Linked DNA regions of Mus musculus: region 2 is linked to region 1. The links are chromatin loops, found by intact Hi-C in ENCODE. Cell type or tissue: gastrocnemius. All regions are shown on one strand. Each heading gives the region's core, and the rest is flanking DNA. Links, peaks and the distances in the headings are about the cores only.

The links. Peaks named below come from ENCODE experiments on the same cell type or tissue, not always from the same donor. Only the 100,000 strongest peaks of a DNase experiment are listed, where the experiment ranks them.
Region 2: it touches region 1 in a loop (4-fold over the local background); 6 of 42 quality-filtered maps call a loop at or near these places.

What each region holds. Positions count from the first base shown.
Region 1 is chr17:45,640,817-45,646,612 of GRCm38, forward strand. It overlaps Capn11 (calpain 11), which reads right to left. Exons shown (of 22, transcript NM_001013767.2): 4 at 2,938-3,056; 5 at 2,013-2,146; 6 at 1,652-1,820. Among named protein-coding and RNA genes, the nearest start is that of Capn11, 16 kb to the right of the region's middle. In gastrocnemius, for the core only: a CTCF peak has its summit at 2,206 (motif pointing left); a DNase peak (open chromatin) is centred at 2,081; H3K27ac peaks cover 437 bases.
Region 2 is chr17:45,513,581-45,519,376 of GRCm38, forward strand. Aars2 (alanyl-tRNA synthetase 2, mitochondrial) reads left to right here. Exons shown (of 22, transcript NM_198608.2): 6 at 912-1,057; 7 at 1,205-1,313; 8 at 1,665-1,703; 9 at 1,820-1,931; 10 at 2,365-2,498; 11 at 2,873-3,017; 12 at 3,241-3,413; 13 at 3,522-3,635; 14 at 3,733-3,873; 15 at 4,113-4,250; 16 at 4,332-4,441; 17 at 4,570-4,678; 18 at 4,958-5,080; 19 at 5,275-5,385. Among named protein-coding and RNA genes, the nearest start is that of Tcte1, 7.0 kb to the right of the region's middle. In gastrocnemius, for the core only: a CTCF peak has its summit at 3,112 (motif pointing right); DNase peaks (open chromatin) are centred at 1,908, 3,129, 3,722, 4,420 and 2 more places.

The DNA of each region.
Region 1 (5,796 bases), core at 315-5,314:
GCGCCACCACTGCCCGGCTGAGATTTAGATCTCACATGGAGAGGAAACACCTACTGAGCCGTCTCCTCAGCTCCTGTACATTAGATTCGGAAGCAATTGGTGATTCACCCGCAGTAGTACAGGAAGAGCCTTTGTTCCCCTAGTTCGGATTTCCAATGTTTTGCAATGCTGTACTATAAGTTGAATGTATAGGAGTAAGCCTAGAGCACTTGGGAGGTGAAGGTAGGCAAGTTTCTCTGAGTTTGAGGACAGCCAGGAGTACATAGTGAGACCCTGTCTCAAACAAACAAACAAACAAACAAACAAAACCAAAAGCCTAAGTAAACAGGTAAGAGGACAAAACAAAACAAAAAGCTCACAGAACAAAGCAAGCACCAGGATGCAGGTTTTGACGCAGCCTGCATATCTCCCTCTAGCTTATGAAGTGTGTGTGTGTGTGTGTGTGTGTGTGTGTGTGTGTGTGTGTGTGTGTGTGAGTGTTTTTGGCTGTGTGTGTCTGCGCACTATGGAGGCCAGAAGAAGGTTTGGATCGCCTAGGACTGGAGTTACAGACAGCTGTGTGCTGCCATGTGTGCTGGGAATTGAACCCTGGTCCTCTGGAAAAGCAGACCGTGGAGCCACCTCTCCAGCCCCTTCTTCCTAGCTTTGTCCCTGGTCACTTGCAGTTGGCTGTGCAGCTTTATCACAGATGTAGTTTCATGGATTTGTCACCAAAGTTATGGGCCAGGTTCTTTACTGCTTGCATCTCTAAAGGGCCTTTGTGTCCAGGGTCCCCTCATCCTCTCCTTCCTCCCCTGACCATCATTAATACTCCAGGACAATGCTGTCATTACAAGAAGGTCATAGAGAGGCCCCTATTGTTAGGGGCTGTCGTTGTCTGTACTCTATGGCATGTAAGAATTAATTGGTTTAGCCTGGTGTGGTGGCGCACACCTTTAATCCCAGCACTTGGGAGGCAGAGGCAGGTGGATTTCTGGTCTACAAAGTGAATTCCAGGACAGCCAGGGCTATACAGAGAAACCCTGTCTCGAACCCCCCAAGCCCCCCACCAAAAAAAAAGAAAGAAAGAAAAAAGAATCAATTGGTTTAACTTAATTGAGTCACCCGCAGAAAGGCAACTAACTCCGATTTTCTTTGCTATTACGAGTACAGCCTGCAGAAGCAAGCATCTGTGTGCAGGCTTTGCGAAGAGTAAGTTCTACTCTGCCTGAAATAAATACCCCGCTCCCATAACCGCGGTTACATGGAAGCACTCTGGGTACATTTATTTATTTGAACAAATATTTGTTGAGTGCCTAATGCATGCTGGGTATCGTCCACAGTCCCAGGGTCCAATAGTGAATGCATCCCATAAAGGTCACTGCCAAAAAAAAAAAAAAAAAAAAAAAAGGTCACTGCCTTTCTGGAACCTTCTCCCTTCTCCCTTGAGAAGACAAGCTATGAAAATTTGCATTATGAGTTACTAAGGGGTCACAGAAAGAGAAAGTCGAAACAACTCGGAGGCTGTGCCCGGTGAGAACAGTCATTCTGCACTACAGGCAGACAAAAATTAGTTCAAGAAAGGGGTAGCTAGTGATGAGTCGTTGCGGGGTAAGAGCCTTGGGGTCGGGGTGGGGAGCGACAATATCCAACAAGACCCAGCTTGGCTTACTTCAATGGAACAGCCCATGAGGGAAGACTTCTCCAGGGCTTTCTTGAGGAGCCTTAGCATGTTGCCAGGGGGCTTCTGGAGCGGAATGCACTGTGCTACGCCGCCTGTGAAATCTTCCAAACCCTCCAAAGTGCTGCCTCCAGACAGCGCTCCGTAGGATCCGATCAGCCTGCAGGCAGATAGGGCGCTGTTAGGAGATGTCAGTTGGGGTGAACAGTCAGGCAGAATTGTGAGGGAAATGAGGCATGCCTTATCGTGGCCTGTCTCCTCCCCTGGTTCAGTTAGTGTCCTAGCCCACCTTCCTTGGCAGCCAAAGCCAGGCAGCTCAAGGCCAGCCTGGTTCCTGGCCTGGGCAACTCACTTGGCGTAGGCCTTCTCCAGCAGGGCGCTCCAGAAATCCTGGCGATGGGAGGCGTGCACGAATACCAGCTTGTTGTTCCTAGTGGGCAGCCGGTCGTCCACGACCACGTTCAACCAGTGCCCAAACTGCCAAAGCTGTGGGTGGCAAGGGGACATTTGTCTGCTTACAGGAGATCTGTCCTTAGAGCGCCCCCTCGTGGTCAGGACAAGAACATACCAGCAACAATTACTCAAACTGGAATTCTTTTGTTAAAAAAGGTATATATGTATAGTGTGTGTGTGTGTGTGTGTGTGTGTGATATCTGTCTGTTATTTTTCTCCTTCCACCATGCAAGTTTCAGGGATCAAATTCAGGTTGCCAGGCCTGGGGATAAGTACACTCATCCACGAAACCATCTTGACCAAGGCCCAGTCATTCTTTAGAACAGGCGAGGGAAAGTCAACAAAAGCCTTAAAATCTTAAAATACCTCCCTATTTTCCACACCTCCATCCTCCCTTCCTGTCTTTCCCCTGATCAGTTATCGGTTAAACATCCAGGTTATACCAATTGTATGGTGGAGATTTTCATGTACACAGGAGTGCCTAATGCGCATTTGTGGATGCAGGCACATGGACCACACACACACACACACACACACACAGAGAGAGAGAGAGAGAGAGAGAGAGAGAGAGAGAGAGAGAGAGAGAGAGAGAGAGAGAACAGGAAGAGAGCCACAAACAGCTAATTATTTTCTTTAGAGTTTAAAAAAATTAGCTTTCATAAGCAGATATTTCTCTGAAAGTTAGTTGAAAAGTATTCCCAAACAGTGTCAAAATAAGTACATACATGATCTCTCTCCCCCTCCCTTCCTCCCTTCCTCTCTTCCTGTCTTTCTCCTTCCTTCCTTCCACCCCTCCCTCCTTCTCTTTCAGGTCTTCCCTTTACCTGAAAGTGGAAGATGCCAGCATAGTTCTTCTTGAAGCTCTGATTTCTGGGCACCACACGGTACAGCAGTTTGGGGCAGGTGGTAAGGGAGCCAATGGCAGCCAGGAGCCAGCAGTCCCCTTAAAGGCAGGCAGGTAGGGATTGCCCCTTGAGCGGCCTCACATGTGTGGAGGTCCCAGACTCAAGGGAGTCACAAACCAGGGTGACACGCTTTGGTTTGGAGGAGTTTAGGCTAGGCTGCACAGCATCCTGGTTGCTGTCAGGACAGGCTCCTATCTGTTGAACATATCCATTCACCTCTCTCTGTGGCCCCCATTCCTACTCTGTGCACAGGTTGCAGTAGTGGCCAAAGGCCCAAGGTGTGTCTTGGAACACTTCTGTAATCTCAGCGTTTGGGTGGTGGAGGCTAAAAGGATTGTAAGTTCTTTTGCCACCAACCTGTTGTACAGAGTGAGACTTTGTCTCAAACCACTCAAGAGTTGGAGCGATGCCTAGCAGCTAAGAGTACACCTTCTCTTCTAGAGGACTTGAGTTCAGTTCCCAATATTCATAGCAGGTAATTTGCCACCACACGTCACTCTAGGTCTAGGGGAAATCTGACACCTCCCTCTTCTGGTCTCCACAGGCACTGCACTCACATGCACATACACACAAAATTCAGAAGGAAAATCTTGCCTGGTACATGCCTTTAATCCCAGGACACAGGAGGCAGAGGCAGGTGGATATTTGAGTTCAAGGCCAACCTGGATTGCAGATCGAGTTCCAGGAAGGAAAGGGCTATAGAGAAATCCTGTCTTAAAAAAAAAAAACAAAAGAAGCCGGGCAGGGATGGCACACGCTTTTAATCCCAGCACTCAGGAGGCAGAGGTAGGCAGATTTCTGAGTTCGAGGCCTGTGGGAAGCCGCCCCCACATTCGCCGTCACAAGATGGCGCTGACATCCTGTGTTCTAAGTTGGTAAACAAATAATCTGCGCATGAGCCAAGGGTATTTACGACTACTTGTACTCTGTTTTTCCCGTGAACGTCAGCTCGGCCATGGGCTGCAGCCAATCAGGGAGTGATGCGCCCTAGGCAATGGTTGTTCTCTTTAAAATAGAAGGGGTTTCGTTTTCTCTCTCTCTTGCTTCTCTCTCTTGCTTCTTACACTCTGGCCCCAAAAAGATGTAAGCAATAAAGCTTTGCCGTAGAAGATTCTGGTTGTTGTGTTCTTCCTGGCCGGTCGTGAGAACGCGACGAATAACAATTGGTGCCGAATTCCGGGACGAGAAAATCCGGGACGAGAAAAAACTCCGGACTGGCGCAGGAGGGATACTTCATTTCAGAACCAGAACTGCGGATCACGTTTATAAAGGTTCCCGTAACACAGACTGTTGAGAAGGATTCAACTGCCGAATTCAGAACTCATCAGCTGGGGAACGACGGTGATAAAGGTTCCCGTAAAGCAGACTGTTAAGAAGGATTCAACTGTATGAATTCAGAACTTTTCAGCTGGGGAACGAGAGTACCAGTGAGTATGTTTGGCCTTGAATTTTTTCTGGTGTTAGGAGCCCTTTTGTTCTTTTTCACATGCTATCAAGTGATTAAGATAGGGCTGAAAATTCTAGAGGAAATTCAGGACAATCTATCAGAAGTAAAGCGGGGAGAGAGAGTAGGAACAAAGAGGAAGTATGGTACACAAAATAAGTATACAGGCCTTTCCAAGGGTCTTGAACCCGAGGAAAAGTTAAGGTTAGGTAGGAATACCTGGAGAGAGATTAGAAGAAAAAGAGGAAAAAGGGAGAAGAAAAAAGATCGATTAGCGGAGGTCTCTAGGAGATACTCGTCACTAGATGAGCTCAGGAAGCCAGCTCTTAGTAGCTCTGAAGCAAGTGAAGAATCCTCCTCTGAGGAAACAGACTGGGAGGAAGAAGCAGCCCATTACCAGCCAGCTAATTGGTCAAGAAAAAAGCCAAAAGCGGCTGGCGAAAGTCAGCGTACTGTTCAACCTCCCGGCAGTCGGTTTCAAGGTCCGCCCTATGCGGAGCCCCCGCCCTGCGTAGTGCGTCAGCAATGCGCAGAGGGGCAATGCGCAGAGAGGTGCGCAGAGAGGCAGTGCGCAGAGAGGTGCGCAGAGAGGCAGTGCGCAGAGAGGTGCGCAGAGAGGCAGTGCGCAGAGAGGCAGTGCGCAGACTCATTCATTCCCCGAGAGGAACAAAAGAAAATACAACAGGCATTTCCAGTCTTTGAAGGAGCCGAGGGTGGGCGTGTCCACGCTCCGGTAGAATACGTACAGATTAAGGAAATTGCCGAGTCGGTTCGTAAATACGGAACCAATGCTAATTTTACCTTGGCGCAGTTAGACAGGCTCGCTGGTATGGCACTAACGCCTGCTGATTGGCAGACGGTTGCAAAAGCCGCTCTCCCTAGTATGGCCAAATATGTGGAATGGCGAGCTCTGTGGCAGGAGGCGGCACAGGCGCAGGCCCGAGCAAACGCTGCTGCTTTAACTCCAGAGCAGAGAGATTGGACTTTTGACTTGTTAACGGGTCAGAGAGCTTATTCTGCTAAACCTGATAAGAGGTATCAATGGAAGGTCTTACCACAGGGGATGTCCAATAGTCCTACAATGTGCCAACTTTATGTGCAAGAAGCTCTTTTGCCAGTGAGGAAACAGTTCCCCTCTTTAATTTTGCTCCTTTACATGGATGACATCCTCCTGTGCCATAAAGACCTTACCATGCTACAAAAGGCATATCCTTTTCTACTTAAAACTTTAAGTCAGTGGGGTTTACAGATAGCCACAGAAAAGGTCCAAATTTCTGATACAGGACAATTCTTGGGCTCTGTGGTGTCCCCAGATAAGATTGTGCCCCAAAAGG
Region 2 (5,796 bases), core at 485-5,484, 130 kb before region 1:
ATTTCTTTTTCCAAGATGACGCTAGCTTGTGTCACGTTGACACAGACCCAGCCAGCAGAGATGGGGTGTGCTTCAGGGATGCTCTGTCCATGGAAATTGAGCAGGTGATGGCCACTATGGGCCTTTTAATACTCAGCACTAGCCCCACAAGGTCCAGGGAGTCCTATGCCACCGTTGGCTTTTCCAAAAGGCCATTCTGTTGCTTTGGGGTTTGGGTTTGTTTGGGGTTTTTTTAGTTGTTTTTGTTTTGTTGTTGTTGTTCATTTGTTTTTGTTTTGTTGGTTTTTGTATTTCATTTTTTTCAAGACAGGGCCTCTCTGTATAACTCTGGCCATCCTGGAATTTGCTCTGTATACTAGGTTGGTCTCAGACTCAGAGATCTGCCTGCCTCTGCCTCTGCCTCTGCCTCCCCAGTGCTGGGAAGACCATTCTAGGCATTGTTTACTACTCTGGTTGTTGGCGAGAACCTGGGAGAGTGGGACCTAAAAATGAGGCAGACTAAAGCCCCATGCAATAACCAACTTTATTCAGAGCATCAGACAATTTATTGATAAAACGAGTCACCTTCTTACAAGAGTAGGGGGTGTACAGTCACAGGTATACAACCCACATGTGACAAAAACATTTTTTTCTATAGAGGCGTATGAATAGCAACAGCTGAAGTAAACTCACTCCTATCCACTACCCATGGAGGAGCATGAAAACACATTCCAAGAACAGCTCTTGTGTTTTGAAGAAACTAGGATTTCTGGGAGTTTTCTCACAAGTGCAGAGAATTCTCACAGGATGTCCATTCTTGGGCAGCAGGCGTTCCTACAGGATGTGGTGGTCAGTTTTATGGCTGTGAACAAGCATGCACCTGGGCCAGGTCAGGCAGGCCCAACACCTGTGGCTACTCTCCTGCCTTACAGAGCTGCGGGGCTCCCCCTTACTCTGGCCGGGTAGGGGCAGCAGATGAGGGACGGATAGACACAGCGTACCGAGTGGTAGCCGATCACATCCGCACACTCAGTGTCTGCATTGCTGACGGTGTCTCCCCGGGGATGTCAGGTGCCCCGTGAGTCTGGAAGGGCAGGGCTGGGAGGGGGGAAATGGGGAGGTGAAGTCAGGTCAAGAGCTCAGAGGGAATAGGCGAGCACCCCACTCCCCGTATTGCTGGCTGGATGATGCTAGGCGGTCACGTCTGTGCTCTGAAACCCTCCAGGCTAGTTCTCCGTCGGATTCTCCGCCGAGCTGTGCGCTATTCCACAGAGGTCTTGCAGGCACCTCCTGGCTTTCTAGGCAGCCTGGTGCCAGTGGTGGTAGAGACACTGGTAAGTACAGAACCTCCTCCTTTCTGCAGGCCTTCTGAGCCCTTGGGAGCCTACCACTGAGCCCCAGCTGTGTCCCACCCTCACTGTCCAGTCCTGCACCCCGTCAAGGAGGCTGAGAGAGCTGGTCTTGCTCACAAAAAGCAGGGAGACCTTGGAAGGACGTTCATTCAGGGTGCTGGACCTTTGACCTCAGGGTTCCCTTCCACTTATATGCCTGCCCCACTGGGAAGTCACTTCCTTATTTGAGTCCCTCCCCAGTTCTCAAAGCATCTGAGCCCCCTGGGCGGGTGTCCCTTGATGCCGGTAAGGAGGAAGGGTGGGCTGTTTATCTCTTCTCTCCCACACCCCCAGGGATCTGCTTATCCAGAACTTGAGAAGAACTCAGTCAAGGTATTGATTGAGGTGGGGAGGGTGGGTGGGGGTGGGGAGGCTGCCCGAGAGCTGTAGGGAGAAGCCCGTCGTCTCCAAGGAAACCCAGATCCACTCCCTGCCCTGCCTCGGTTCAGATAGCCAGCCTGGTGTCAGAGGATGAGGCAGCCTTCCTGGCCTCCCTGCAGCGGGGCCGGCGGATCATCGATCGCACCGTCAAGCGCCTGGGCCCTTCTGATTTGTTCCCTGGTGAGTTGGGAGCCTGGCCAAAGCAAAGGGATTCTCAGGCTCGCCAGGGTGAGCGGAGGCCCAGAGCTTTTGGCCTACCAAGGACTTCAGACTCACACACCCCGCCCCCAGTCCCCAGCTTCTGCCGGAAGTTTCTCCCAGTTGCTTTAAACCTGAGCACCACAGGAACCCTGCCCTGCCACCCCCTCTCCTAACCACCCACCCACCCAGCCCTTGTTACCAAAGTCAGCTTCATGCTTAAACCGAGACCACCAAAATGCATTGAGTTCTCATCTTTATCTGACCTTGGAACCCGAAGTTTCAAAGTTTCAAGATGGCGCCTCACACACTAGAGGGGTTCGTGTGACTGAAAAAAAACCCTAAGCTGGCTTACTTCCTTCTCTTCCCTTTGATCTGCCACTCCCACCCTCAACCCTCTGCTCTGTGTCCTCAGCCGAAGTGGCCTGGTCATTGTCGCTGTCTGGGAATCTGGGGATTCCCCTGGACCTGGTGGAGCTGATGCTGGAGGAGAAGGGGGTGAAGCTGGACACGGCAGGACTGGAGCAGCTAGCCCAGAAGGAGGCTCAGGTACAGGCCGCCAGGCTCGGCAGTGACCCGGCCATTCCTCCCTCAGCCCTTAGAGGTAAGGAGACAGAACCACGGGCCCTGCTCGGTCTGTAGAGAGGAGCATCAGCCCCAGTGACCAAACAGAAGGAGAAGAAAGGGCCAGGGGTGCTTGTGGGCAAAGAGACCTGACCCTGAGGCGCCTGTCCTGTCTAGTTTACTAGCCACCTAAGATAGCTCTCTAGAGGCCAGCAAACCCCCTTAGGTCTCATTCCACGCAAGCTGCAGGGTCCACAGAGACAGGGCTTTCAAAGGCTCAAGTCCTATCCCATGGAGTTCTCTGTGCACCTGACACCCCCTCAACACCTCCCTGCCACCCACACACGATTGTATTGCAGCACCGGGCCCAGCAAGCAGAGGCAGATCAGGAGGACCGATTGTGTCTTGATGTCCACGCACTGGAGGAGCTGCACCGTCAAGGCATACCCACAACTGATGACAGCCCCAAGTATAACTACACTCTTCACCCCAACGGGGATTATGGTGAGAACCTAGACCCAGGCTGGTAGGCACAAGCTTACCTGACCTTGACTGGGAAGGAGAGAAATGATAGCTACCAGCCTCTTGCATTGCCCAAAGTATCCAGCAGGGGTCACTACCTCCTTCATCTGGAAATGCCTTCTCCTTCACCCTCTAAAGCCTCATCCCAAACCCATCATCACATCCCCGGGGCCCTAACACTGATAAATCCTTCTGCTTCTGGCAGAGTTTGGCCTCTGTGAGGCCCGGGTGTTACAGCTGTATTCAGAGACTGGGACAGCCGTGGCCTCCGTGGGAGCAGGCCAGCGCTGTGGCCTCCTATTAGATAGAACCAACTTCTACGCTGAACAAGGGGGTCAGGCTTCAGACCGAGGCTACCTTGTCCGTACAGGGCAGCAGGTGAGTGTCAGACACCCGGGATGGCTCCCGTGGGAGGCAGATGTGAGGCCACACCAGTGGCGAGACATGACCACAAGCAGTCATCTGACTACCTCCTCTTCTCCCCAGGACATGTTGTTCCCTGTGGCTGGGGCTCAGCTCTGTGGGGGTTTTATCCTGCATGAGGCCATGGCTCCCGAGCGCCTACAGGTGGGGGATCAAGTGCAGCTGTATGTAGATAAGGTAAGGCGCCTACTCCGGCCGCTCTTGATGTCTTGTAGCCCCTCCACCTCCCCTCCCCGGCCCTCACCCAGGACCCTGGGTAACAAAAGCGTTCTAGGCCTGGCGAATGGGATGCATGGTGAAGCACACGGCCACCCACCTGCTGAGCTGGGCCCTTCGGCAGACCCTCGGACCGACCACCGAGCAGCGGGGCTCCCATCTCAACCCCGAGCGGCTGCGCTTTGACGTGGCCACCCAGGTGAGCTGGACACAGAAAGACGGACTTTATGGGAAGTGGCATGCTCCAAGACAGACTAGGATCGACCATTGTCGAGGACCCGGGGCTATGGGTTGGTACCACGGTACTGTTCCTTGGACCCTCACCTCAGCAAGGCCACCCTATTCAGGACGGTACTTTTACCTCCAGTTACTCCTCACCTTGTGGGCAGAAGCAGTTACAAAACCTCTGCCTATCGCTCTGTGTCCCCGCCCTCCCAGACCCTACTAACCACAGAGCAGCTACGGACAGTAGAGAGCTACGTGCAGGAAGTCGTGGGGCAGGATAAGCCTGTGTTCATGGAGGAAGTGCCCCTGGCACACACTGCCCGCATCCCCGGCCTTCGCTCACTGGATGAGGTGAGTCGTAGACGGTAATCCCGGAAGGCTTCCCTTGTCCGTTGCAGGCAGCTGACGGCCCTTGCCCCGCCTTCCTCTCAGGTGTACCCAGACCCCGTCCGGGTGGTGTCCGTTGGGGTTCCTGTTGCCCACGCACTGGGGCCAGCCTCCCAGGCTGCAATGCACACCTCCGTGGAGCTGTGCTGTGGGACGTGAGTCACTCTTGGGTCACCCTGCCCCTGAGCCCTGGATCCTCGTCCTCCCTTAACCTTGGCAGCCACCATCCCTTGCTTTGGGCTCGGACTTCTCCCTTATCACCCCTTTCCCCGACTTCCTCTAGGCACCTGCTAAGTACCGGGGCCGTGGGAGACTTGGTGATCATTGGGGAACGGCAGCTGGTCAAGGGCATCACTCGCCTACTGGCCATCACTGGGGAGCAGGCCCAACAGGTTAGAATACTAGAAGCCCTGGAGACTTCTGAATGGGGGGTTGGGGGTGGAGGGGTGAGGGGAACACACAGCTGACACCCAGGCTCAGCAGTGCCCAGTGGTAACACACACTGCTGGGACGTAGCATCTGCTGGCAGCTAGCAGCAGCTAATTTAGGCCTGGTTCCTTGACTGGCCCCAACCGGCAAACATTTCTAATACTGCCCAGACTGCAGTGAGGTGTGAGACCCTGTCCTAGGAGGGTGACTGTATGCCTTCACATTCTTGTCCCCTCCCATAGGCCCGAGAGGTAGGCCAGAGCCTGTCTCAGGAGGTGGAAGCAGCCAGCGAGCGACTAAGTCAGGGCAGCCGAGACCTGCCGGAAGCTCACCGGCTATCTAAGGACATAGGACGTCTCACCGAGGTCAGGGGCCACCCTCACCACTCCAGTCCCTACCCTCCACTGGCCGTGTCCCCTCCTCTGTCCCTTCCTGGACCCTTCCCGTCCCTCCCAGCCTTCCAGCCGGCCTAGATGTTTGTCTTCAGGGTAGGTATGGTGTCCACCCTGGCACTGTCAGTCAGGAGAAGGGCAAGGGTGACACACGGCTCTGACCATAGGTAGCAGAGTCTGCTGTGATACCTCAGTGGCAACGGCAGGAGCTGCAGACCACACTGAAGATGCTACAGCGCCGTGCCAACACTGCCATCCGGAAACTGGAGAAGGGCCAGGTAAGAGGAAGTCAGCCATGCCCAGTACTCGTGGACATCACCTCGCTCACCCTAGGAAGCTTCCAGAACTGGGATAGAAGTCAGCTGCAGGATCCTACTTGGTGTGCTCCCATGTCCCTTATCACCAAGCCACTCCCCACCTCTGCCTGGCCACAGCTCCTACCCCTCCACCACCACCACCACCCCACCCGCCACCGTTCCCATTAGGCAGCCTCCTGATTCAAATGCTGTTCAGCCTTAATTGCTCCTTGACTGCTAGTTCCTGGTCCCCTCCCCGGCCATCTGCGCCATCTGGTCTTCCTCCTCTCACCTTCAGCAACTGTTGTAGGGCCCTGTGACAGAATAGAAGAGCCAAGACAGTCACAGAAGGTCACAGATGGGACCCAAGAAAGCAGGCCATGCCAGGCAGAG